3 separate regions of the Mus musculus genome follow, and regions 1 and 2 are each linked to region 3. A link is a loop called in an ENCODE intact Hi-C map of the cell type or tissue named here. Cell type or tissue: left cerebral cortex. All regions are shown on one strand. Links, peaks and the distances in the headings refer to the core of each region. The heading gives the core; the rest is flanking DNA. Region 1 overlaps Zfp827 (zinc finger protein 827). Region 2 overlaps Zfp827 (zinc finger protein 827). Region 3 has its middle 67 kb from the start of Gm39204.

Evidence for each region. A loop is a pair of places that touch in the nucleus more often than their neighbours do. Peaks named below come from ENCODE experiments on the same cell type or tissue, not always from the same donor. Only the 100,000 strongest peaks of a DNase experiment are listed, where the experiment ranks them.
Region 1: it touches region 3 in a loop (12-fold over the local background); 2 of 42 quality-filtered maps call a loop at or near these places.
Region 2: a loop joins it to region 3, with 8 times the contacts of the local background. A loop is called at or near these places in 2 of 42 quality-filtered maps.

The regions. Positions count from the first base shown.
Region 1 is chr8:79,137,640-79,145,639 of GRCm38, forward strand. All of the region lies in intron 8 of Zfp827 (zinc finger protein 827), which reads left to right. Among named protein-coding and RNA genes, the nearest start is that of Gm30271, 60 kb to the right of the region's middle. In left cerebral cortex, for the core only: no CTCF peak of the experiment used is centred there; DNase peaks (open chromatin) are centred at 1,418, 2,154, 3,520, 4,167 and 4 more places; H3K27ac peaks cover 1,413 bases.
Region 2 is chr8:79,147,139-79,155,138 of GRCm38, forward strand. All of the region lies in intron 8 of Zfp827 (zinc finger protein 827), which reads left to right. Among named protein-coding and RNA genes, the nearest start is that of Gm30271, 51 kb to the right of the region's middle. In left cerebral cortex, for the core only: no CTCF peak of the experiment used is centred there; DNase peaks (open chromatin) are centred at 3,617 and 4,738; H3K27ac peaks cover 915 bases.
Region 3 is chr8:78,935,030-78,945,682 of GRCm38, forward strand. No RefSeq gene overlaps it. Among named protein-coding and RNA genes, the nearest start is that of Gm39204, 67 kb to the right of the region's middle. In left cerebral cortex, for the core only: no CTCF peak of the experiment used is centred there; DNase peaks (open chromatin) are centred at 6,037, 6,724 and 7,124; H3K27ac peaks cover 1,770 bases.

The DNA.
Region 1 (8,000 bases), core at 1-8,000, 200 kb after region 3:
CAGCCCACAACCCCCAGGAGCTCTGTTTCACAGAATATTGAGAGCGGAGTAACTTGCCGTGTTGAAAAGTTCAGTGGCTTCTTCTGAAGCCGCTGTGGGCATCACAGTGTGTGCCCTGCAGAGCGGAAGTCTGTCTTTCTCAACCTAGAAGTGTTAGGCAGAGCCATCTCTTGTCTCCACACAGCCAACCAGAGTCTAGCCATTTTCTTTGGCTCTGTGGGAGGGCATTTCTGTTCAGCCCCGGGAGGAAATATGGTCAGCAAGAAGACATGATGTCATGATCGGTTCTAGGGGCTGAGGAGATTCTGCCTAGTTTTCTATCTCTCTTCTCAGGCAGGGCCTCTTGGAGCCGCTGCTTGCTCCCTACTGTGTCATTTGAAGAGCTGTTATCCCGGTCCCCCAAATTATTGCCCCGCTGTTAAGTTGATGGATTGTGACTTTCTAATGTCAAAATAACTGCCTAGGAATTGCCTGCCAGAGTGCTGTGACCCGTACCGCCAGTGTCCCATGATGTATATATAAACCCTGTGTTGCAGGCGTCACATCTGACTTAGCTGTGTTTAAGTCTGCTTGGAGGGGTTTGGAGGAGCCAAACCTGTGGATGTTTAAATGTGCACTGTGCGTGGAAGCTTTCCGTGGTGATAGCTTTGCGTTACATGTCATATAAACTCACACTTTAAAGCTAGATCTTATTTGGAGGGAGATGGAGTGAACATCACTGGGATTTTAAACCTGCAAATCGACCCTCGTAAAGAGCAATCAACCTGTTGTTGAACAGAGAGCCCTCTCTAGGCAGTTAGAAACCAAAGGATCCTGATGTGTTCACAGTTACCTAAGTAAATGAAGAAAGGTAGACTTGGGTTTTTGGTGTGGAAGTTCTCTGGAAACGGAAGTGAAATGAGAAGATTTAAAACACCACTGTGGACATGTGATCCTCAACCAAAGACAGCACTGTCAGGAGAGCCCCAGCGACCCCCTCACTAGAGAAGACCAAAGTTTGCAGTGTAGAGACTCTGAGGGCAAACACTCTTGCTTCACGTCTACACTGTGCAAATGGGCACTATATCCCTGTACCTGCTCCCTGGTCCCTTCATATGGCTCCAAGACACAGAAGCCTCAAGGATCTCTTTGCTTCTACCAAATACCTGACAAGAAGCAGTTTACAGGAGGGTTTGGCTCATGGTTCAGATGGGACAGCCATTGTGGAGCAGAAGGCGGGAGCTAGGAGGCGCTTGGTCTGAAGCATCAGCTTTCCTCCTTTTCTCAGTTCAACCTTGAGAGGCTGCGCCTACATTGAAGGTGGGCATCGCCTCCTCAGCCAACGCTCCGTAGAAAAGCCTGGTAGACACACCCAGAGGCTACCTTACTAATGCCCACGTGTTCCCAAGTGTCCCAGCACATATGGAAGTCAGAAGGCGGCCCACAAGAGTCAGTTCTGTTTTTCAGCATTCAGGTCGCAGGGGTCAAACCAGGTCAGCAAGCTTGGCAGCAGAGCCCTTTCCCACGGGCTCATCTCATTGCCTCTGAAGAGGGTTCGTAGTCCAGTCAAGTTGAAAATAGGAGATAGCAATCATAATGACCAACCAGTGTCTTTGAATGAACTATTTTAATCATCGCATTTTATTCTATGCACATTGGTCTTTGACCTGCATGTATATCTGTATGAGGGTATTGGATCCCTTGGAGCTAGAGTTATAGACCGTTGGGAAGTGCCATGTGGGTGCTGAGAATTGAGCCAGGGTCCTCTGGAAGAGCAGCCAATGCTCTTAACTACTGAGCCATCTCTCCAGCCCCTCGAATGAACTATTTTTAAGTTGTCTCCCATTAAGTTAAGTGAGAATCTAATGGTGTATGACAAGGAGGAGGTTTGTGTGTTTGTTACTGGAATATTAGGTAATCAAGCCCTGCCCCCATGCTGCTGTCGGACCCTGCTTTACACGGTGACGTGCACCACCTCACCAGCTGGAAAGCAGAAAAGGTGCGAGTCTCAGAATGCATCTGGACCCAAGGGTATCACACAGATCTTTCAGTCCATACCTGGGCCCAGTAAATCCAGTGCTGGGAACACAGAGACTGATACTTCACTTGAGAATCTTAACAGGTCTAGAGTGAGTTGTGGGTGCTGCCTCTAGAAAACCGTGGGCGGCATTTGAGCAGCAAAATGCTGAATCACCGGAGAAGATGGGATTTCCCAAAGTTGCTTCACAGGGAGAGCTTTTGCAGTCCCAGGATGGCATCACTTAGTGAGAGCTTGGATAGAGGCAAGGGAGGCAGGGCCAGAAAGTTGACTGATCTGGGAAAGTGGTCAGTTTTGCAATCAAAAGGGTGGCAAAGAGATTGCAGGTAGCTGTGCAGAAATGGGGAGGCCAGGAAAGAGATATCTGATGGGGAGGCAGGGGTGAGGATGTCTGATGGGGAGGCAGGGGTGAGGATGGCTGAGGAGAAGGAGGGATGAGGGTGGCTGAGGGGAGGCAGGGGTGAGAATGACTGATGGGGAGGCAGGGGTGAGGATGTCTGATGGGGAGGCAGGGGTGAGGATGGCTGATGGGGAAGCAGAGGTGAGGATGTCTGATGGGGAGGCAGAGGTGAGGATGTCTGATGGGGAGGCAGGGGTGAGGATGTCTGATGGGGAGGCAGGGGTGAGGATGGCTGATGGGGAGGCAGGGGTGAGGATGGCTGATGGGGAGGCAGAGGTGAGGATGGCTGATGGGGAGGCAGGGGTGAGGATGTCTGATGGGGAGGCAGAGGTGAGGATGTCTGATGGGGAGGCAGGGGTGAGGATGTCTGATGGGGAAGCAGAGGTGAGGATGTCTGATGGGGAAGCAGGGGTGAGGATGTCTGATGGGGAGGCAGGGGTGAGGATGTCTGATGGGGAAGCAGAGGTGAGGATGACTGATGGGGAGGCAGAGGTGAGGATGTCTGATGGGGAGGCAGGGGTGAGGATGTCTGATGGGGAGGCAGGGGTGGGGATGGCTTTCCTTTTCATCTTTGTTTTGTAGATAGGTACAAAGTAACTTCTCAGAGTATCATTTAAAACTTTGGTGTTCTTAGAAACCTCCTTCTAGGTCATTTGAATGCCACACTTGAAATATTTCAACTTTTTATTTCCTTAGCAAACTTATTTCCATAGCAAATGCAAGATTATGCCAGCCCTTTGGATTTTCTTAGAGTCCCAGTTGGCGAATGAGGCTCACTATGGCCAGTGGCAATCTACCATATCCTTAGTACCTGCAGCAAACACAGCGATATTTCAACAGGCGACTGTGGTATATCAGTATAAACTGCTGAGGTTGGATCTGAAACTCCCTCAACGACCTGTGTGTGCAGAAGGCTTGGTTTTCAGCTTCATGGTATTGGGAGGAGGTAGAACTTAGCAGCTAGGGCCCAGTGTTAGTGGAGAGCTGTGCCAAGGGGACCCGTGGCCAATTCCACGTGTGTGACTGCATTTGGGGCCGTGAGTGGGGCAAAGTAGGTAAGGCTAGTGGGAACTGTGTGGACTGTGAAGCAGTCGAGAATAGCACAGTTAACTAGGCATCAGCAGATGGTATCTGCAGCTCACAGCTGCCGCTGTCTCAGACACAGAAGAAGCACAGAGCCTCCCAATGCCTTGGCCGTGGTTGTTGCCAGTATTTCTAAAGCGACTTCCCTGAGAACCAGACCTGACATTCTCACTTGCTGTGAGCATCTTCGACTGAGGTAACATCAGGGATCCTTAATGATCATGAGATAAAGGTCATTGTCACTTTCTGTCAGAGTGGCATGGGAACATGGGATCCCCTAATGCCATGTGTGGATGTACCATGAGTGGTAGGGCTTCGAGTGGTGTTTGTACAGAGGTGTGAAGGGGCTTTCCTGTGAGGTGTGAGATAGAAATCTCAGGTGTGTGTAACAATGGACTTTGTCTAATATCGAATGCCTAAAGTCGTGAGAGATGTACATTAACAGAGGGAAGACTCAGGCGAGGCGTTTTCCAGGGGAAACCATCAAGGTGGTACCTGCCTCTGGTGTTTTCCCGGCATCTTGCAGTGGGCAGGGGCCATTAAGGAAACGCCTCGGGATTGCCTGGAAACAATGTGGTGCTTCAATTCTGAGTTATTATGATTTTGAAATCGCAGCAGGGTTTGCTCTGCATCAAGCCAAAAACCAGAAACACAGCCAGAGTGGGTGTGAAGGGAAATGTGGGTCTCCGTGGGACTCATCCGAGGCGTTGGAGTCTCTCGTGCTTCTGTTTGTTATTTCAGATGGAGCCTGGAGTCAGATGATGTAAAACATTCGTAAATTCCTCCCTCCCCCCATTCTCTCTCACAGTAAAAAACCATTTTGTTGTTATTTGTTCTACATCTGTAAGAAGGGAAAGAGTAAAGAACATTAGCAGCGCCCTTCCAAAAAGATGCGTTTCTGTGTCAGCCGTGGGGAAATTCAGTTTCCTCCTAGCTTGGTGTGACAGGCAGAACCGGACGTTTAGTGAAAAGATTGTTTTAGAAATCAGCTGCTGGCTTTGGAGAAACGGTGTCATCAGTGTGCCTACACATGAACCTGGACTTGGGTTCTGATCTTCAACACCCACATAAAAGCTGGGTGCGGTGGCATGGGTCTATAATCCCGGTCCTGTAGCCGTGGAGCAGATCCCCAGAATTCGTTGACCAGCCATTCTAGCCAGTGAGCGCTAGGCTCAGTGAAGACCATTGCCGCTACAGCTGCTACCACCACCTCTAAACAAACAAACAAACAAATAAGATGGGGCGCAAGAGAGGGAAATACAGGATGCCAAGTTCTGACCTCCACATACATGTGCACACATATGCCTACACACCTGCATACACATGCACACACACTGGGCACACACATGCTACACCACACAGAGAACACAGCAACACAGACAAATAAAAAAGAGGGAGGGAGAGATGAGAGGAAGAGAAAAGAGAGAGCGATTGATCAATTGCCCACCCCCCATCCAATTCTGGATCCGTTCTCTGCTCCCTACCTGCTGTCAATCCAAGTTAAGCGGTCTATAAGGTCATGTACTGTTGTGCTTTGTCTCTTACATGCCCCCCAAAGCACCATGTGTTGAAGATTTAGTTTCCAGTTGATGGCACTCTTGAGAGGTGGTGAGAACTTCAGCGACTGAAGTGACGCTACAAGAAGGACATTGGTTCACTATTGGATCCCTGCCCTAGTCTTCCCGGTCCCCCACCCCTATGAGGAGAGCAGCTGTTTCTCACCGTGATGCTCTCTGTCTATCTCACTGGAGGACCAAAATGACAGCACCAACGAAACATGGACAAAATAGATCTCTCCTCTCTATAACACGTTTCTCTTAGCTATTTTGTCACAGGCTCAGGAAGCTGTTAACACTTTCTAAACTCTAGGACATTGCATGGCAGTACCACCTGCAAGTCACCCTGCCTAACACGCTGCTGGCCAGATCTGAAGGGTTCCTTGAGACAGTTGGTTGAAAAGATACACTCTAAGCTATGTGCCCCATTCCTCTGCATTTTCAAACCTCATGTGATTCCAGGAGACAGAGGGAGGCAGAGGACAGACAGAAATACAAGTGTGCCCTGGGTTCTAGCAGAGAATGTCCTCAGCCTTCTCAAATGAAGTAGACTCTTTAGATTTGGCCAAGTCATAGACAAATAGCAGAACATGGGGTACTGGCAAGACCCTCTTAAAAAAAAACGTTTTGATGAAACAGATTCTTCCTGTACAGAGAAAGCAATGGATATCAAGGATCTCCTCTGCCAGGTGTGGGTGATGTCTCCTCGCACCTGGCTGTGGGAGCAGCTCGCTGAGACGTGGGGATTATCACCGCCATACAGGTGATTGGTGGAGGCTCAGAGACTATACAGTTCATTCCAGTGATGGAGTTGCTGAGTCAGTGCAAGAATCCAAAGCCAGATGTGTAGCCATGTGGGAGCCAGGAAACAGAGGAGTTCACCTCCCTGCCCCAGTTTCAGCACCGCACGTGTGAAGGATGTCCTGTGCCCAGGCAGAACTAAATGTAGAACGCTATTAAGATACTTGGAGGAACTGATGTGAGCTCTTACTGTTGTCAGTAGAACTCTAGTTTCATCTTCTTCCATCTCCATCTTCCCTCTTTGCTTTAAGTGCCTAGTAATGCTGTAGTCATTTGCAATGTGTCTTCCATTTGGGACTTAGGTCATCACTTTGTTACTGCTACTACTATTGCCGATACCACTACTGCTTATTGTCTGATACCAGTGGTTGAGCCTGGAGCCTCATGCACGCTAGGCAAGCCTTCTAGAATGAAACTCCAACTTCCACAAATTTGAATGCCTCTCCTGGTTTGAGGAAGTGGTTTTCTAAAATTGTGCCCTACATTTCTGTTTAAAGCGTGTTGACAGAACTACTGAAATCTGCTCAGAGGGCAAAAGGAAATGCTGTGGGCCAGGGTTCAGCAAAACTAGGGCTATCCCCAGCCCAGTTTCCAGTAGGAAGAAGTTAGAAGGTCTCCAGGCTCCTCCTAGATCTTGTTCAGCTCAGAGTTCTGCCGTAATCAAGGGTGCTGTGACACTGGCTAACCCTGGATAATCAAGGGTGCTGTGACACTGGCTAACCCTGGATAATCAAGGGTGCTGTGACACTGGCTAACCCTGGATAATCAAGGGTGCTGTGACACTAGCTAACCCTGGATAATCAAGGGTGCTGTGACACTGGCTAACCCTGGATAATCAAGGGTGCTGTGGCACTAGCTAACCCTGGTTCCCTTCTGTTCAAAGGAGTTGATCTAGGTGAATTCAGAGTCTACTTGTGGTGCAGGGGTTGGTGGGAGCCTTCTCCCCTCACTGATTGCTGGGAGGGGAGAAATTACAACCGTTATTCTTGAAAGTCACAAAGGTGGGTTGTGGTGTTGACTAGGAGGAGCAGAGAAGATCATTTAGGAAGCTGCAATGTCCCATTTCTCATCGGGCTGCTTGTGTGCACATACTGGTCTGTGGGAATTCATGGGGCTTAAAACATCATGTCTACCTCTGTCGGCCACTTGGCTTACTTAGATGGCAGTGCTATGTGCACGTGGAGAGGCCGTCAGTGGAAGTGCACATTCACCTCAGATTTGACAGTGAGGAGGACAGTGGCAGTAGATTTCAGCCTTACCACCTGTCCCTGGTTGGTTGTTGTCAACTTGGCACAAGCTACAGTTATCTGGGAAGAACCTAATCTGAGAAAATGCCTTCATTGGGCTGGCTGTAGGCAGTGCCTCCATCGGGCTGACTTGAAGGCAGTGCCTCCAGCGGGCTGGCTGTAGGCAAGACTGTGTGGGCATTTTCTTGACTGTGGTTGATATAGGAGTACCCAGCTCACTGAGGGCAGTGCCCTCCCTGGGCATGTGGTCCAGGGTGGTATAAGAAAGTACGTCGAGCTCTCATGGGTCACAGAACAAGCAGGGCTCCTCATGGCATCTGCTTCAGTTCCCGCCCCAGCTCCCCTGAATGAAAGACTGCAAGCTGTAAGGTGAAATGAAACCCTTTCCTGCCCAAGTCGCTTTTGGTCATGGTCTTCATCGATGCAGTTCAAAAGTAAGGAAGACACAAGCCACACTTCGCAGGCCATTCCCAAAGCATTGAGCTGCTGGCTCGGAAGGGAGCACATGGAAGTCACACATCCCCTGCCTGCTGTGCTGCCAATCTGGAAACGTCCACACCACATGCAGCTTTTCTTCGGGTGCTTCCGAGATTAGCCAAGGCTGGGAAGCTGTTTCTTAGAGGGAGAAAGGTTTACAGCCACGGATTGTCTTCACCTAATGTTGCTAAGGGCAGAAGCTGTGCATGCATGACTAGCGCAGCTGTGCCTTGCCAGCTGGCCGTGGTCAGTGTAGATGTATTCAGAAGAGAACTGTCGATCCCATTCAGTACTATGTGCAGAGAAAGGTCTTTCATTAGTCCTTGTCAGAATGGTGTCCAACTTAGCCCTTCTCAGACACATCAGTAATAAACAAGTTAAAGTGTTGGTTTCTGTAAGAGAACAATGTGCGTCCATGC
Region 2 (8,000 bases), core at 1-8,000, 210 kb after region 3:
TGCCTCTGCACTTCTGGCCACCTTGGGTTGAGCGGCTCCCTCTGCTCTGTGCACTCACTGCGGTGAGATGCCTTTGCATAGATCCAACGTCCAAGTCACCTTGCACAGAACTTCTGAGGTCAGAAGAAACTTTCTCTTATAAGTTGACTGCCTCATTCGTCCCAGAGACAGAAAGCTGGCTAAGACACTAGGAAGCCACGTGAACACATGCACATCAGATTCTTCTACTCAGCAGATGTGAGCCAAGGGGCTTCCCAAGGGGCTTATCAGTTGAAGGGGCTCTCAGAACATAATTTCCCACACTGTGGGCTAGCACGTCAGTAGGCTAAGCAAGTGTCAGTAGACTCAGAAAGGCCTTGGGAAATAAATGGAGGGTCTGGGTGTGAGAAGTCAGCTGGAAAGGCTGGCGAGACATGAAAGAATTGCAACCGTCTAACAGCACACATTGAGTCTAGCAATTAGGCCTCTGGCTTCTTTAGAAGCTCCTTGTTAGGCATAAAGTAGACTAGAGGCCATTGTCTCATCAGAAACTAGTGCCCATTGTAGCTACTCAAGAGATCTCGGGTGAGAGTACAGTGTTTTGGAAATACTGTGTTGGGGGTGGTGTGGCGATTCAAGAGCTCAGGAGCCGGAGGTGGCAGGAGGGTTGCTCAAGTTCAGGGCAACATAGTAAGACCCTGTCCCCAACCAGGGGGTCTGGGAGAACCTGGGTTCTGTTACTACCACCACCACCACCACCACCACCACCCAAAAAAAGACAGAAAAGAAAAACTCTATTATTGTATAGCTATAATAGTATCAAGTGTTCAAAAGAGGGTTCTCAATAAACCTTACTTGGTTCAGATCTGTTTTGTTTGTTTATTCTGGCTTTTGTTTCTTTGTTTTATCACAGGCTAAAGCAGATCCCTTTACAGATAGGTGTGGGAGAAAGCTCCTTAGCCATGTAGTTGCTCTCCATCTAAGGGGGTTGACGAGATCATGGAAGGGTAGAATTTCCTGGCTTCTGTGTACATTTTCTCATCATAGATGAAGAGCTAACTGCCAACCAGCCGTGAAGCTGGAGGGCATCTCTGGGCAGGGAGATGGAAGTGCAAGACTTCAGGGTGAAAGTCTGATGCTTGAGGTAGTAAAGAAGGCATGGTGGGCTGCCTCAGCTACTCAAGAGCGTGAGGTGAGATCATTGTGTAAGCCCAAGAATTCTAGGCTAGTGTGGACAACATAGTGAGAATTTGACTCAAAAACCATTCGAAACCATAATACAGATTTTGATATGCCCCAAATTTATTATTTTGTATGATTATAAATTCCCTAGTCATAAAATTCTCTGTCATCCAGTCCCATATTAAAAAGTTTAGAATTATTACAAGAAAATAATTCAAGTAAAATTGTCATCTTTGAGCTAACAGGAGGGTTTTTTTTTTAATTATTTAACTTCTTTATTCCATGAGATTTTTAATGTAAAGCACTTTATTGAAGAACAGCTCTTGTGGTGTGAATAGCAGCCAATCACAGAGGAGCCTCTCAGAAACACTTACAGAAAAAGTGTGTGAGACAGATTTGAATTCAGGGTGAATTTCTATAAAATTTGGACAGCCCATGAAATGGTAATTTCTTTTTTTTTCTTTTAAGTTATTAAAAAATCATTTGTGACATTTTCTTCTTGCTTTGGAAATATTTCCCATAGTGCATCTGACATTTTCCCAGTTGTCTATTCCTCCTGAAGAGAGTGAGTCTCCTGAAGCTGCCAGGTTCTGTCTCCCAGGCTTATGGGTCTCTCTTTCCTTCTTAAAGATCTGAGCCCAGGGACGGGTGCTACTGACGCCAGAGGTGTTCACATGGGCGGGGCCATTTCCGCACGCTGTGTGCTTGTGTGCTGACTATCTAGCTTTTTAGCTCCCGTTTCCTGTCCGGACTCACTGTGGACTTATGGAAGACAAGGTTGCATAAGATACACTGATTGGAAATGAGAAGGAAAGGTGACTTCGAAGTGGCAGATGTGTGCTCCATTCAAGCTCAAGAACTTAGGGGCCAGCGTCCCACTCTGTGACGTCAGCTGCAAATACGCTTGAGCAAGTAACTCGGGCGAATGAGACCAGAAGGTGCTTACAGGATGAGGAGCGGGACCGCCTGGGTATCCGAAGGCTGGGGTCTGGGGAACCAAAGCAGGGAGCTTAAAGGAAGCTGTTTCAAGAGAATGAGCAGCTTTGGGGATTTATTGCAAAAGACATATTGTTAGATTTAAAAGAAAACAAAAACTGGCTGCAAGCAGCATGTTCCACAAGCCTGTCGGTTTTTATTGATGTTGTTTTTGTTTTTTTTTTTTTAAAGACAGTACCTTGTGTGTGTCCATCATCTATTTGTATGTACATAGGTTATGTCTCTAGAGATGGGTCAACTGAACCGAGACCAGAGATGAGGCTCTTGAGTGAGAAGTGTTCTTGTTTAGTGTATGTTCTCTGTTCCTCTTCTTGTGGTATTTGTCTGTTTGAGAGATGGCTTTTACACATATGAATGTGAGTGAATAATCTCAGATTAAATGAATTACTAGAATCTAATAAAACAATAAGTCTGGGCAAGTTGTTCCTCAGTGGGAAGTCAGAGTAACACGAGCTTGTCTTCCATTGACTAGGAACATAAAGCAGGACTAGGGAGATGGCTCATCTAGGGAAAGCGCTTGCTGGTCTCACACAAGGACTTGAGTTCAGATCCCCAGGACCCACTTAGAAGCTTGATGTGATGTCTCTGCTATCCCAGCATGAGAGGATACGTATCCCGGGGCTTCCCCAGACAGCCAGTCTAGCCAGGGCAAGGCATTCTGGGTTCAGTGACAGGTCTTGTCTCAAAAACAAATAAGGCAGAGGACAATGTAGAAAGATCCTCAAAGTTGTCCCCTGACAACTGACAACAGGCAGTGCAACCGCACACGTGCGCAGCACACTCCCAGGGCCACCTGACATCACCGTCTGGGAAAATGTGCACATAGAGAGAGAAACCAAGAAGGGTGAACTGGAAATGCTGACTTCGCCTTGGTGGAGTTGAACTTGTGAGAACTTTTTACGTTTTCTGGACTTACACTTTATGATAAGTATATATTAGGCTTATAATCAGAAAAATCTCAATGCGTTGTTTTCTTTTCGAACAAAGAGATATTTGTCTTAAATGTTCTCATACTGAATGCTTGCCACCAAACCTGGAAGTCTCTGTCACAGATTATGCCTGGAGAGTTGGACAAGATCAAGTTTGTCAGACCCACAGTTAAATATGACCCCAGGAGACCAATAGACCCAAAATAACACAATTTAATTAGCTGTTTATAGCTAGACAGAATGAAAATATTGTTTTGTTTTGTTTTGTTTTGTTTTGTTTTGTTTTGTTTAATATGTGCATAGGGGATACTACGAACACAGAAAACATCCATCTGGTGTCAAAATACTTCAGACAAGGAATATTTTAGTCTGTGCTCTGTGTTGGTTGCTCTTACTGTCCCCTCCAGCGAAGAGCTCCCTCGGTCTCTGGGCACCTACCTCTCCCATCCTTGCCGTCGGGGCTTTCCCATCAGAATGACTCATCCTGCTTCAGAGTAGTTTCCCTCCTTTAGTATGCAGGAATGAGTCACCGGGAGCTGCCGATGCTTCAGTAGAACGTGGCTTAGGGACATGCAGTTCGAGGACTGGTGAATGGGTGCTTCATGCAGTTATCAGGGCGACTGCTGCATTAGAGACAGAGAAGGAGTCAGAAAACGGTGTAAGAAGAGAGCGGCAGCAGCCTGCTGAGGGAAGGTTTGAAGAAAAAGACAAGTCCAGTCCCTGGCTGCAAGTCTTTGATGGAGTATAGCAGAGGGAACCAATGGCCATGTGGTTCAAGTGACCATTTTTGGAGTAAGGTGACTTTAAGGAGCAAGATGACTCACAGCAATTATTATTTTTGCATACACTATGTGGGCAGTTGCCAAAAGAAAAGTGGAGAAGTTTACTTCAAAAAGTAAAGAAATATAACTCTTATGAATGCTTTTAACATGTAGGCATGTTTTCAGTGTGTGAAGGTTATTTTTGACACTATTTTTGATCAAATTGGTTTTCATTTCTTTGAAAAATGTTAATTTTTAAAGCATGCCAGTCCATCTTCCAACTGTTACTTTCCATCACTGGAAAATGTGGTATTTTAAAAATACCATTCCTGTGTGAGTTAGATCGCCTTGGGTTCCATCCCTTCGTAGTAATTACATTAAAAAAAAGCCATTTGGACATGAGGTACACCAGACTGTTTGTTGCCGTAGTCTTTGGGCGGTAATAGTAGCTACTGTGGACTTTTTGGCCCCTCACCCCCATTCCACTTACCCTTGAAATTCAATAATGATTATAAAACATTTTTATGAAGAAAAGTAAATGTATTCTTGGGAATAAGAGTTTGAAGAAAAAAGATAAGATTCACGCTGCTCTGAATTCTAAGCTGTGAGTGTAACAATGATTTTGGCCACAGACAGGGTGGGTGTCTCCTGAGGCTCCTAGATACCCTGTGTAGCAATGAGCAAGTTTTGGGAAAGCTTTTTAGACATCATTTCATCCCATAAGCTATTTAAAAAGAGCTGTGAAATACCCATGAACTACAATTATGACAAGAATCACATGGACCAGTCTGGAGATTTACCAAGCTCACCCAAGGAAAGATGCCAATTCGAGGGTGGTTACTTATTTTTAACCTTACAAGTTTAACCTTCCAAGATGGATTAATTAAATTTGCTTCAGGGTACCAGCTATTATACAAGAGCCACATACCATCTTCACTAACTTGCTTGTCAAAAATAGTATGTTCAGTGCGTCCGTCTGTGGTGTTCTTGCACTGGCCTGTTGGTCTCCTAAGTACCGTTGACTCAGGTTTAATTAAAGGCTGGCTGCAGATGGAGAGTGTTTTCAGTAGTCACAGAAAGAAGTACCGTGAGCATTCAGATCTCTGTTGCATCTTTTTAATTTTCTACCCAAGAAGTCACTTAGAAAAACCATCTCACTGGCTGCAGACCGGACCCATTGACTGCTCCTCAGACTGTTTTCATTCCATCAGGGACAGAAGATAATGAGATGCTATAAAATGAATCAAATACAAAAAGATCTGAGCATCATTGAATATTTAACAAGCACTACGAGAAGCTTTTGAGATGTGTGTACAGTGGGATAAGAGCGTTCACTCACTCCTATGTATACCTATATATATGGACTGTCAGCAACAACAGGGAACACAGAAATAAGTTCCATAAATATATATCTATCATATGCTACCGTTGTCTTCCTTCGTTCCCTGTTACTGTAATGAAGTACTTGGACGTGAGTAATTTATGAAGAATACAGTTTATTTGAGTCATGATTCTGGAGTCTGGGAATTTTAAGGCACGGTAGCAGCATCTATCTGATGGACATCTGGTGAGGGCTTCTTGTTGCATCAGAATATGACAGAGGGCATCACATGCTAAGACAGCAGAGTGTCACCTTGCATCTCCTCCTGTTCTTTTTTTTTCAATTGAAAATAGATTCTTCTCTCTTACAGTGCATCCTGACACAGTTTTCCCCTCTCTCCACTTCTCCCAGCCCCTTATTACCTCCCTTCTCTCCTACACCCACTCCCGTCCATTTCTCTTCAGAACAGAGTAGCCTTCAAGAGACAACAACCAAACAGGACAAAACAAGATGCAGTAAGACAAGGCAAAAACACTTATATCGAGGCCAAGCAAGGCAACACCATAGGAGAAAATGGGTCTGGAGCAGGCAAAAGAGTCAGAGATACGCCTGATCCCACTGCTAGGAGACCCACAAAAACACCACGGCACACATGCAGGGAACCCGGTACAGGGGACCCCGTGCAGCCTCAGGCAGGCTCCATGTTTACAGCTCCAGCCTCTGAGTCAGTATGAGCCCTGCTTAATTGATTCAATGGGCTATGTTCTTCCCAAGTTCTGAGGGGAGGGACCCAATGGAGACCTCAAGTAGACACTCTCCACACAGTGTTCGGCTGTGCATCTGCTCCCCTCTGCTGCCGTAGGAAACCTCGCTGATGCTGACCAGACTAGGCATGGATCTGTGAGTGTAGAGAAGAGCATTAGGGACTACTTCATTAGTTTTTGGATCTTGTCTTTTTCTTTTGCCTGTCATATTCAGTCCTACCCTAGGTCTCTGGCATATCCAATCTCTGGTTCCTGGCCATCCTGGCAGTGCCAGGCATGGGTTCCCTCTCCTGGTGTGGACCTCAGGTTAAACCAGACATTGTTCGGCCACTCCCACAAGTTCTGCTGCACCACTTGCAGGCAGGACAGATTGTAGGTCAAAGGTTTTGTGAGTGGGTTGGTGGCCAGGTTTCTCTTTCAGTAGCCTGCACAGTACTTTCTTGCACCAAAAAGGCTAGAATGTAGGGTTGAGGGCCCCATGTAGACACAAGTTTGCCCCTTCTACAGGGGCCTCACCCTAATCCTAATTGTTCCTTCTCCCAGAGACCTGCCTCCCAATATTAACACATGAATTGGAGGGACTAGTCCAGAGTCTAGCATGTATCTTAAAAAGCAAAACAAGGAACAAGGAAGGGGTAGGTGTCCTTCAAGGAGGTGTCATTCTGGCAGCTGGGTGAAGCCGGGACCTGCCTTGTGGAAGAGTGTTGTAGTGAAACAATCTGTCAAGCATTGGGAGGTGAGACTGGAAGGGAAGAGTGAGAAACAGCTTTCTGTGCAGGTGTGCAGAGCCCGTTGGAATGTTCCAGCAATAGACTGACTTGATCTTTCCTTTCTTTTTCTGATTGTCTTTGATTAATCGTTAAAGCCCAAAGTTCCCTGAAAGAGAGCAGAGGCCTGCCCATACAGAGATCAGTCACGCATGGAAAGTGGGCTGAGCCATCTTCCTGTAGAGAATGGAATCCATGTGTATCCCTTCTTAGTTACAGTTTCTGTTGAATCACCATGACCACAAATCAAGTGGAAGAGGAAAGGGTTTATTCAGCTTACACTTCCACATTGCTGTTCATCACTAAGGGAAATCAGGCCAGGAGCCTGGAGGCAGGAGCTGATGCAGAGGCCACGGAGGGGTGCTGTTCACTAGCTTGCTCCCCCTGGCTTGCTTATAGAACCCAGGAGCACCAGCCCAGGAGTGGCACCACCCACAATGAGCAGGGCCCTCCTCCTTGATCACTAATTGTGGATCTTGCAGCTGGATTTCATGAAGACATTCATTCCCTCAACTGAAGCTCCTTCATCTCTGATGACTGTTGACACAAAACTAGCCAATACCACCCCTTTAGTAATTAGGTAATTACAGGTACAGAACGCTCCCTGATATTTATGTTATTCAACTTTATTACTAAATTATAAAGTGGGGGTTCTGCTTTATTAAGGTTGGTTAATGTTTGAATGTTTTCCCCTTTAATCTGTGTAAGACCTGAATACCTATGGGGAGAAATGTATGCATAGCTCATTCTGTTAATATTAAAGGGCTCAAAAAATTATAATACTTAGATTTTAGGAGAAGATGAAGCCATTGTTTCTTTTAGAAAAGGCAATGGCTGCAAGAGAAGATGACTTTAGCTTCACACAGAATTCATTGGATTATCTCGACAGAGGTATGTTGGGCAGGTCTGACTTGGCCAATAAAACTGTGAATTTCTGTAAATTGGCGCTTTCAGAACCTTCCTAGAGGTAATGATGTGCATGTGTTTAGCCAGAACTGCCACGGAAGGGGTGATCTACCATACCCAAACCCCTAATAGTGGCACTTCCTAGCTGTTACGCCAAATTATAATGTGCAAGACAACATCTGGGTATTTACAGTGGGCTTTCCCTAGTGTCTATTGTCTGCCTGTGGCGAGCAGACTGTCAGCGGCCCTCCTGTGTGAGTGTGCATCTTCTGTAATGAGGGGTTTGCCTGTGCCCGGTTCGTGGAAGAAGTACTTAGTGAGGAGTTGCTTCGTTCGTCAAGCTTCGAAAACTACCAAGAACTAAGCTGTTAAAACCCTGGCCGGTGAGGATGTTT
Region 3 (10,653 bases), core at 1,049-9,048:
TCAGGAGTTCTATAAGCTTCCAAAACAACGATGAGTTGCTGTGGGTTACATATACATGAGCAGCTGTTCCTTCAGAGAGGATGAATCATGACCCCTTTCTGGTAGAAGATACTCAATATAGTCTACCACCAAAGTTGTTCTGCGCTGGTGATAGTGCCACATTATAGTTGCCTTTTAGTATCTATGGCTGGAAGGTCAAACTCTCAGTCCCAGCGACAGCTTCATCACAGGAATCCATGCCATTGGATGTATGGGGAGCTACCACCTCCCTGTCCATATCCATGCTATTCCTGCCATTGCAGATCAGGGTAGCCAATAACAAAGACAGACTAACATCAGCTGAGCAGGTCATTTTCCAACATGCTTGTTTAATGCTCCTCTATGGTAAAGTCTTTGTGAAGACCGTGTTTCCAGAAACCACCCAGCCATATTTTACCTTGTCTCCTAAGATCCATACCAGGGTGTTAAGTTCAGTGTCTCAAGAGAGTGTGTCAAGCCTATAGCCTCTTCTTTATTGAGTCATGTATTCTTATTTCTTTCACCACTCTCAACATCAATTCAATCCCTTGGCTCTTGCTATTTGATGCTGGTTGATTCTTCCCACTTCTGTGGGATATAGTCTCCTCTTCCCATTTCCAGGCTCAGTGTCATCTTAAAGTATGCTGGGAACCCAATTTACCCACCTCACAGCAGGAGAAGAAGCTGCATCCTAACAGGACACTTGTATTGACAGAAGAAACACTGTGGTTTTTATTTTAAAGGTTTGTTTATTTTTGTTGTATGTGTATGTATGGCTGCCTTTGTATATGTGTGTGCAACATGTGCATGCGTGCTGCCTGAGGAGGATATTAGACCTCAGGAACTGTAGTCACAGACTGTTGTGAGCTGCAATGTGGGTTCTGGGAACAGAATCTGGGTCCTCTGAAAGAAAAGCCAATGCTCTTCAATGCTGAGCCACCGCAACAAATTCTGTTTGGGATTTCTTATTGAGTTAATTAAGGTTACATTTTACACACCGCATAATTTGAACGTACAGTTTGATCAGATTTGACAGCTATGTACAACAGAGAGGAGCAACTGCCAACATGAAGGTGTAGAGCACCACTGCCACCCTGGAAAAGTCTCCCACAGTGCCTTTCTCCATTTAGTCCTTCCCTCCGTGGCACAGCCCTGGAAGCCACTGATCTGACTCCTCTCCCATGCTGATGACTTTTAAAATATCATGTAAGTGCAGTCATAAGTGGGCTCTTTTGCATCTGGCTGTTTCCAATTCAATGCATTTGAGAGTCATCCGTCCTGCTCATATCAACAGTCCATTCCTTTTTATTGCAATAGATTCCATTGTATGGCTGTAGCAAAGTATGTTTATCCATTTCCCATTAGGCATCTGATTTGTTCCAGTTCTTAGTGATTATGAATTGAACTGCTATGAAATTTCATGTCCACATGAAGGGGCACAGTGTCTTCATTCTTCCTGGGTAAATAGCTAGAATGGGAAGTTTGTTTTTATTATTTTTTAATTTTTATTTTATGCATATGAGTGTGTTGCCTTTGTGTGTCTGTGTAGGATGTGCACAGACTTTCTGAGAAGGCCAGAAGAGGGCATTGGATCCCCAGAACTGGAGTTATAGATGATTGGAGCAGCTTTGTGAGTGCTGGAAATGGAATCCAGGTCATCTACAAGGACAGCAAATGTTCTTACCATCTTTGCATGCTTAAGTTTATTTTCTAAGAACACTAGCAAGGCAGTAAGATGGCTCAGCCAGGCAAGGGCCTTACTGTCAACCTTCACTCAAACTTCAATCCCTAGAATCCACATGACAGGAGGAGAATCAGTTCTCAGGGGTTGTCCTCCTAGCCTCCCCATGCATACCATGACATGTAATAATCTTCTATAAATAAGCAGATTAAATAAATAACTGCAATTATAAGAAACTGAGCATCTTTGAGTTACTCCAATTGTAGCAAACAGCCACTAGGCAAGAATTGCCTCATTTCATCTACAGACATAATACTGTCCAAAGAAAAGACACAATTACAGGTTAGGACAGCTTGATTCTGCTGAGATAGAGTAGACTAGCCCTTAATTCCTGTTTCTCTAAGTCTGTCAGAAGGCTGAAAACCGATGCTCCAACCTTTTGAAGTAAGGGACTGTCCGGGTCTCTATAAATTGGCTAAGTTTTGGAAGCTGTTTTAGGCTTCCTATATATTTTCAGTTATTATAAGTCGTTCTTGGATTTCTGATGGGGTTGAAAAACTACATAGTCTCCTGGCAAACCCAGGCTTTTTACTTGGAGAGGAACAGATTTGAGAGGATGGTTTTCAGATGTCATTCAATCTGAAGCCAAGACATAGCCAGGTGCAGAACTACAGACTTTTAAGGTAGGATAGAGGACAGCATTCAATTTTATTGGCAAAATGTTGGACTGGGTGTTAGGTCTATCTTATACAATATAATTTACAAAATGCTAATAGTTGTGTTCAATTTATATTTTGAGAGAAAGTCTTTATTATTATTATTAATTAAACAGAAAGGGTGATATGTCGTAGGATTTTTTCCCTGTTCAGAGAAGGTCTGTGATTGGACAGGGAAAAAGGGGTGGGGCTAAGAGTTGTGGCGAGAGAGGGAGCATCCCAGGTGAAAGGAAGAGAACCGAGATGGCTTCGGATGTGGACCTGTGTGGCATTTACTAGCCATACAAATAGTTATGTTTTAATAAGGTTAGAAATATTGGAATAAAGCTTTTATCATTATCAATTGGCTCTGAAATGACTGTATTGACATCCTGTAAATTGTAATATTATTTATACATAAATTTGGTTGGTTAATTAAACATTAAGAGTCTTTATTCTACTGGGTAAATTTGGTGGTGAGGTGGCAGATCATGGGGTGTGGGGGGCATTGCGTGGTAGCTAGATGAACTGGGGGCAGGAGCGGGGGCGCTGGAGAGATGGATAACAGGGTGGTCACGTAAGAAGGCCCAGCGGAGGCCCTGTGGCCCCACCGGAGAGATGGCCCAGAGGGAGCCCTGTGCTCCATTTGGAGGCGGGGGAGGGGGCAGCACTAGAGTGGGAACGTGTCGTTTTTCTTTTTTAATATTTCCAGCAACAGGGAGGGGCTGGCAATTTGAAAATAAAGACTTTGGCACACAAACCTAATGATCTGAGTTCAATCTCCAGAATCCACGTAAAGATGAGAGGAGAGATCCAACTTCTCTGAGTTGTCCTTAGAACGCATGTCCATCTTGTGCCATATATACACATCCGCCAATGTGGCCTTTTCTATTTTAGAAATTGGCAAAGCCGCTAGCTGTAATGCAAACACTGGAAGCTTAGGGGACGATCCCAAGTCTGAGACCAGTGTGGGCTGTGTAGTGAGACCCTGTCCCAACAACAACTACAAAGTCTGAGAGCAGTGTGGGCTGTGTAGTGAGACCCTGTCCCAACAACTACAAAGCAAACTGATTAACAAAGAAGCTACGTTTGCACCTCACTGTCAACCCATGGGAGTTACCATAGTTACATATCTTTGTCAGGATTTAGTGACATTTCTATTGTTCATCTTAACCATCAAATTAGAGTTTCTATATGTTCTTGATGCTCTTGCCATAAATACTTCTTTGAGGAATTTATTCAAGTCTCTTCCCTGTTTTTTAAAAAAAGTGTGTGTGTGTGTGTGTGTGTGTGTGTGTGTGTGTGTGTGTGTGTGTGTGTGTTGCTATGTAACAAATGTGCATGGATGCCCACAGAAGCCAGAAGAGGGCATTTTATCCCCTAGAGCTGAGTCACGGGTGGTTGTGAGCCAATATGTGTGTACAGGGAGCTGAACCCAGGTCCTCTGTAAGAGCAGCCAATGCTCTTAACTGCTAAACCACCTCTTTAGTCCCACCTGCCTAATTTCAAAACGGCATCACATGCAGTGTGGTGGTTAATGTTCACATCTGATGATGTCTAGAATCACCTGGGAGACAGACCATTAGACGTACCAGTGGCAGTTATCTTGATTAGGTTAATTGAGATGGGAAGACATGCCCATTGTGGGTGTCACTATTCCCTGGGATCCTGGACTGTATAAAAAGAAGAATGTGAGCAGAGTGTCAGGATTCATTACTCTCCTCTTGACTACTGATGCAATGTGACCAGCTGCTTCACTTTCCTTCTGTCTTGGCTTCACATTATGATGGACTGTACTTCAACTGGGAACCAACACAAACTCACCCTTCCTTCTATCCTTCCTTCCTTCTTTTCTTCCTTCCTTTGTTCTTTCCTTTCTTCCATCCATTCATCATTCCTTCCTTCCTGCCCTTCTTTTCTCCATTAGTCCATCCTCCCTCCCTTCCTCCCTCTCTCCCTCCCTCCCTCCCAACCTCTCTCCCTCCCTCCCTCTCTCCCTCTCTTCCTTCCTTTGTTCCTTTCTTTTTTCTTCCTTCCCTCCCTCCCTTCCTCCCTTGCTCCCTTCTATCAACCCTCCCTTCCTTCCCTTCCTTCCCTTCCTTCCCTTCCTTCCCTTTCTTCCCTTCCTTCCCTTCCTTCCCTTCCTTCCTTCCTTCCCTCCCTCCCTCCCTCTCTCCCTTCCTTCCTTCCTTCCTTCCTTCCTTCCTTCCCTTCCTCCCTTCCTCCCTCCTTCCTTCTTTCCTTCTGTGTGCTGCCTTTGTCAGGATACTTAATGATAGCAACAACAACCAAAAAAAAAAAAACAACAACAACAACAACAACAAAAACTATGACATAGTATCTAGTGGCCCTTTTTCATAATACCTCTGCAAGTCATAGAAATCCTTCAAGACTGTTGTCCTAGTGGTTGTCATTCCCCTCCTAGGGTCTGAGTTCCCAGATCACCACTGATGAGAGCTCTAGCAAATGGACCACCAGCTTCCTCTATGCCCCACATCCTGTTCCAGGTGGGATCCTTTTGTTACCTAGTGAATCGTTCCCCAGACCTTGCTTCATATCTGTTTTCTTGGATAGATCCTGGTTCTAACTGTGACGGCTCAGTATTCTGAGGAGTGGGTATCAGAGGGAACTAAAAATGTAAAATAATTATTGGACCAAAGACCTGGGGAAGACAAAGGGGTCAAACCCTCAGGTCACAATGGAGGTCTGACAGCTGTGAAAGGGAAAGGCTCAAAGGGAAGTATACCTCAGAAAAAAACTCTTATCTCTGAAGTGGGGAACTCCAGAGCTCCTTCGGGCCATTAGAAGAGTCCAGTGACCAGTTAGGCTGTATTGCATCATTGCCTGAGAACAGTCCCTGGAGGGATGACCTCATTGTACACTCCCCCGAGGACATCCTGCACACTGCACTGAGGCCTGTCACTATCTCTATCTGTAGCTTCTTTGAAGAGGAAATAAAATGTCCAGCTATGGAGCTGGCTTTCCTTGGTATTATGCAGACAGTGATGGAGGGGACATGGGAAAGACAGAAGGAAAGTCAGTGGATGCATATCAGAAGATGGACTTTGGGAAGAGTGTGAAATTATCCAGGAAGAACTTCATTAGACTACTTCCAGGGCTGTATACAATCGCCCACCCTACTGTGCTTTGTCTGTTCAGTCTCAGTCAGTCACCAGATAGTCCACCTTTAGTGGGAAAGTGACAAAATCAAGAGGTGAAACATTCCTAACATTTAAATAAGTTATCACAGCATATGCTTGTAATTATTCTTTGTTATTGTTATTCTTAATTGATGCTGCAAAGCCCTTATTGTATCTAACTTACAAAATAAATTTTGCTGCAAGTACAGGAAGATGAAAATTTGTGGAGTGTGGTATTACCCGTGGCTGGTTGTCTCCCAAGGGTCTTGGCTAAGAAGAAGCTGCTGCCCAGTGGAAACCCTGTGTCTGCCTCTTCTTCCTTCATTTGTCAGCTCAGCATCTCCCAGTTAGAAGGTGACAGGGAGAGCATCCAGCTTCACAGGAGGACCACCTTCCAGGCTGACATGAAACTAACTTTGACCCCATTTTATAGTTAAAAAAAAAAACCACACACACAAAAGCACGGATCCTTTAAAATCATATCTTTAAATAAAACAGTATTCTAGTCTTTTCCATGACTCACTCATCCTTCACCCAGCTACCAAATATATCTTCCTGAAATATTTCTCTGCACAATTTTTTCTTGAATGACCTGTTAACAGGACTCGGGCCTCACTCATTCTCCAGGCTCTTCTGCTATTGTTCAATACAAACCATCTACTGCCAGTATCCCTGTGTTATGTGAATATGGCATGGTTCTTCGCTGCTATATCTTCTTAAATCCCCCTACTATGGCTATAATACGATTTTGGATTAAGCTATTCTTATAACTGGGAAAGTACTGCAGAGAGGAGACAATTAAGACATTATGATTGTGTTTACCATATCTTTTATGGCTGCTCTGTTCCCTACACAGAAAGCAAACTACTGGTTTTGTACATGATGCTCATATGTTATCCCCAGCCTACAAAACCAGATCTGTGTCCTTAGTATTAGCAGATGCATTCGGCGACTTCTATGCCACTGTCTTCCTCTGCAGTGTTCTCTTCCTGGACTTACTGACATTTCCCAGGACTTCCCAGCAAGATCACCCTGGAATTTCCCGCTGCCTCTCTTTGGTGTCAGAGGCGCAGTTTCCTTTCTTGGGTTATTGGGTCATGTAGGTGGAACACACCATCCATGAGCGTCCTGAAAGAAATGGAAGGGAACTTTGTTGAGATTTCGCACATTTTCATGTATCACTTCTACCCACAGCTTTGACTAACAGTCTAGACATCTGGTGAATTGCAGCTTGGACATATTCTCTGGCACAATCTCTATAGGCATTGCTATTTTGTCTCTTACCATGGTGTCTATGAAAAAGACTTCAAGAAGTAAAGGGGTTGTTCACTGAGAGAACACTCTGGAGCATGATGATTTAATGCAAAGAACCTATAGGAGTGGGCTCATCCTGGTAGAGTAACAAGACCCAATAAAGCTGTGGAGAGAAGGGGAGGAAGGTGTTGGACGTCAAGAGGTGATTGGTGACCAGATCCTATTAGCATCGAGTGAGGGTCTTTATAAGCTCTGGCTTTTACCCTCAATAAGCTAAGACAATAATGAACCATGAGCAGAAAAATGTCAATTCACAGTGAACAGACACACATCCTGTACCGAGGACAGACTGACTTGTTTAAAGGCAAGCATGAAGGCCAGGTGGTATGTGACTACCGTAAGCCAGGCAAGCCATAACACACTTGTTCCCAGCTAGTGAGATTCCAGTTAGGAGTGGGAAAAGTGTCCACAAGCATTCAACTTCTGGTTGTGCTTTGAAGTTGGAGCCAACAGGATGCGCTGATGATCACAGGCATGAGATGGTGATACAGGCCACAGGAAGAGCAGCGCCCAACATGACGCAGTGTTTTTACCCTGAGTAAATGGAAAGGAGAGCACATGAGATGGAGATGCCCGTAGGGAGGGCATGGGCTTCATTCTGGGCATCTTCTTTTGAGATAGCTCATTAGACATCTACAGAGAGAACTCAAGTGGGTAGCTGGATAACTGAGTTAAGAAAATCAAGCCATCTCAGCTGGGCATACAGGCTTTGAAGTCATCAGATACAAGTGATGACACACTGATGTGATGAAGGAGTTTGTAGATATATAGAAAGAAGAGTCTGGGCATTGAGACATGAGATACACAGATGTGTTACAATCAGGGATTCTGGAAGACTACATAGGAGATGGAGAAGGAATGGCTGCAGAGGTGGAGAGGAAATCAGGAGACAATTACATGAAGAAGAATATCATTAGCTGCTGACTGAGACGTTAGACAGGGGGCTGAGACACAGGAGCATAGAGGTCCTTGGTGACTGACCAGCTCTGATAAGACAGAAAACACATGAGTGGGAATAAAAGTTTTCTTTTATTCCTGTGTGTGTGTGTGTGTGTATGTGTGTGTGTGTATGTGTGTATGTGTGTATGTATGTATGTATGTATGTATGTATGTATGTATGTATGTGTGTATACATGCACTCATGCAAAAATTTGGGTGCACATTCCTGGTATGTGTGTGTAGAGACTGAGATTGGCAAATGACTATGGTTGATTTCTTCCTCTTTTACAATTTGCCTTAGTCACCGGAGGCAGGGTCTCTCACTGAACTCATAGCAAAGCTGGTGTGCAACATGCCCCAGCCACCCGTCCTCACAGCTCTGGGGCAACAGCCGCACACAACCATACCCGGCTTTCCTCACAGGTGCTCACATCTGAAGTCAGAGCTTCATGATTGCACAGCAAACACTCTTCCTCACTGAGCCATCTCTCCAGCCCCCAGTTTCCATTGTTTTAAATGGAAGGCATTATAGCAGAGATGCTGACCAATGGAAATTATTTGAGAGAAGAATGGGAGAAGAAGAGAAAAACCAGACAGTTGTTGCTGTAACTTTAAAGTAAGGAAATAGACTCTAGATAGGTAGCTTAGAGCTTGTGTGAGGTGTGCTCCCCAACAGCAGGGCGTAGTGCAGAGCTGCCTTTACCTTGCTCTCATTTCCCTGTGAATTATGACATTGAGGATAGGAACTTCAAGGGGACGCAAGAGGAGTATAACAGGAGAAGACTGAGTCCTTTAGCAGGAGGAGAAAAGCAATGGACAAGGGTGCTGGACAGTGAGTAGGCCACGAAAATGTAGTGGGGCCCGACTGGCACAAAAGGCTCACTGGCTGTGTTAATGACTGTCTGGCAGAACTGTCTAGGGCAGGCATGGATTTTTCCTCCAACCCATTCAACTGGATGCATGTGTGAATAGAGTGGTAGAAGGTTGGAATCCACCTGCTGGCAGCTCCTACTCACTGCTGCCCCTTATTCTCCATGTTTGCTCTCTTAGCCCTTCTGCCACTAAAAAAAATGCTTTCATTCTCTTCTGTCATTTAAGAGAGGCTTCTGCATGGGATTGTGAGGAGCACATGTGTTCTGTCCTAATGTTGAGGACAGTCCAAGTTGCTGAATCATAGAAATTGTAGGTATCCCGGGTTCCTTGTTCCATAGCCTTCCAACACTTTTCTGTTACCCTGCAGCTGCTGTGAGCTTTTTCTAGGCATCCTAATGGTTTCTCCACCCATGTGCCCCCCTCCTTCTGCATCTGTCTGAACATCTTCCCCAATACTTGCAAGAGCTTGATCAGCCCTCTCACAAGCAGCCTGGACTTGTTAAGGGTCAAAGGTCCTCAGTGCTCTTGGTTCTGAGCACCTAGATTGGGCTTGCAACCTCCTGTAACTTCATGGATAGCCACACCCAAGTGCACATACACAAACAAATAAAAATGAAAAGTTAAAATAAAAAACCTACCCTTGAGAGCACTGCTTTTGTGTATTTATCAGAAGACTGATTATAAGAGACCACTGAGAAGAGATATGACTGGCTTCTTATGACCCAGCAAAGGCAGTAATCTTTGAGGTAGTGATACCTTGCATGGCAAGCTGTGGTTTTCAGGCAGTGTCTGTATGTTGGACCAATGAGAATGTGCATAGTTTTGTTCTGCATCTACTGTATCTAGAGCACAGACCTGGCAGTGAAAGTATGTTAAATAAGGCTGACTCACCAAATGCTGAAATCTCAGCTGTGAGCTACCACGCTGTGCTATACAATGTATTTCAATCCTCATTACTTTGTTCTCTTCTTGCCTAAAGATATTGATCTCAGGTTGTGCAGAAAGAACTTTGCTACTAGGATGTTATGTTCTCCACTGTATCTGTGCTAATGGCTCCTCCTGATAATTTGGAGATTGTTGTGGTGAATTGTTAATACCCTTCTAGTCACCCACCAGAGTTCTCTGGATTCTTGAATGAAACACACACACACACACACACACACACACACACATCAGCTTAATTTTGATATGCCTTGACTAGCTCAATGATTGGGCACTTCCAAACCTCCCTTCGACTAGCACACATTCTCCTCCAGTATTCCTGAGTTAACCTTTTCTCTATCTATATTTTATCTCTGCTGCCCTGTTTCCTTCCATGGGGTTGCCTTCCCTTTGTACCTACATTACTGGATAATTTCTCTCCTGCAGCTCTTAAATCTGAACTCTCTGCTTCTGCATCATGGCAATTCTGTTCCTTCTCTCCTCTACATTCTTCTCTCCTCTCCTCCCCTCCCCTCCCCTCCCCTCCCCTCCTCTTCTCTTCTCTTCTCTTCTCTTCTCTTCTCTTCTCTTCTCTTCTCTTCTCTTCTCTTCTCTTCTCTTCTCTTCCCTTCCCTTCCCTTCCCTTCCCTCCCCTCCCCTCCCCTCCCCTCCCCTCCCCTCCCCTCCCCTGCCCTCCCCTCCCCTCCCCTCCCCTCCCCTGCCCTCCCCTCCCCTCCCCTTCTTCTCTTCTCTTCTCTTCTCTTCTCTTCTCTTCTCTTCTCTTCTCTTCTCTTCTCTTCTCTTCTCTTCTCTTCTCTTCTCTTCTCTTCTCTTCTCTTCTTTAGCTCAGGAATCCTAAAAGTCCTGCCTCTTTCACCTTGTCCAGCTATTGGCAGTTGGCTCTTCGTTAATTAAATAAAAATCAATTGGGGACAGGGACCCTCAGTGTCTGGACATGCAGATTCCTGTGTGGTTTGGGAGCTGAATTAAGACAAAGTATTAGAATCAACTCCCAACAGGGGATCTTCACATTGATAGAGCAGCAGGCTGTCTGATCTGGAGGAGCCAGTTC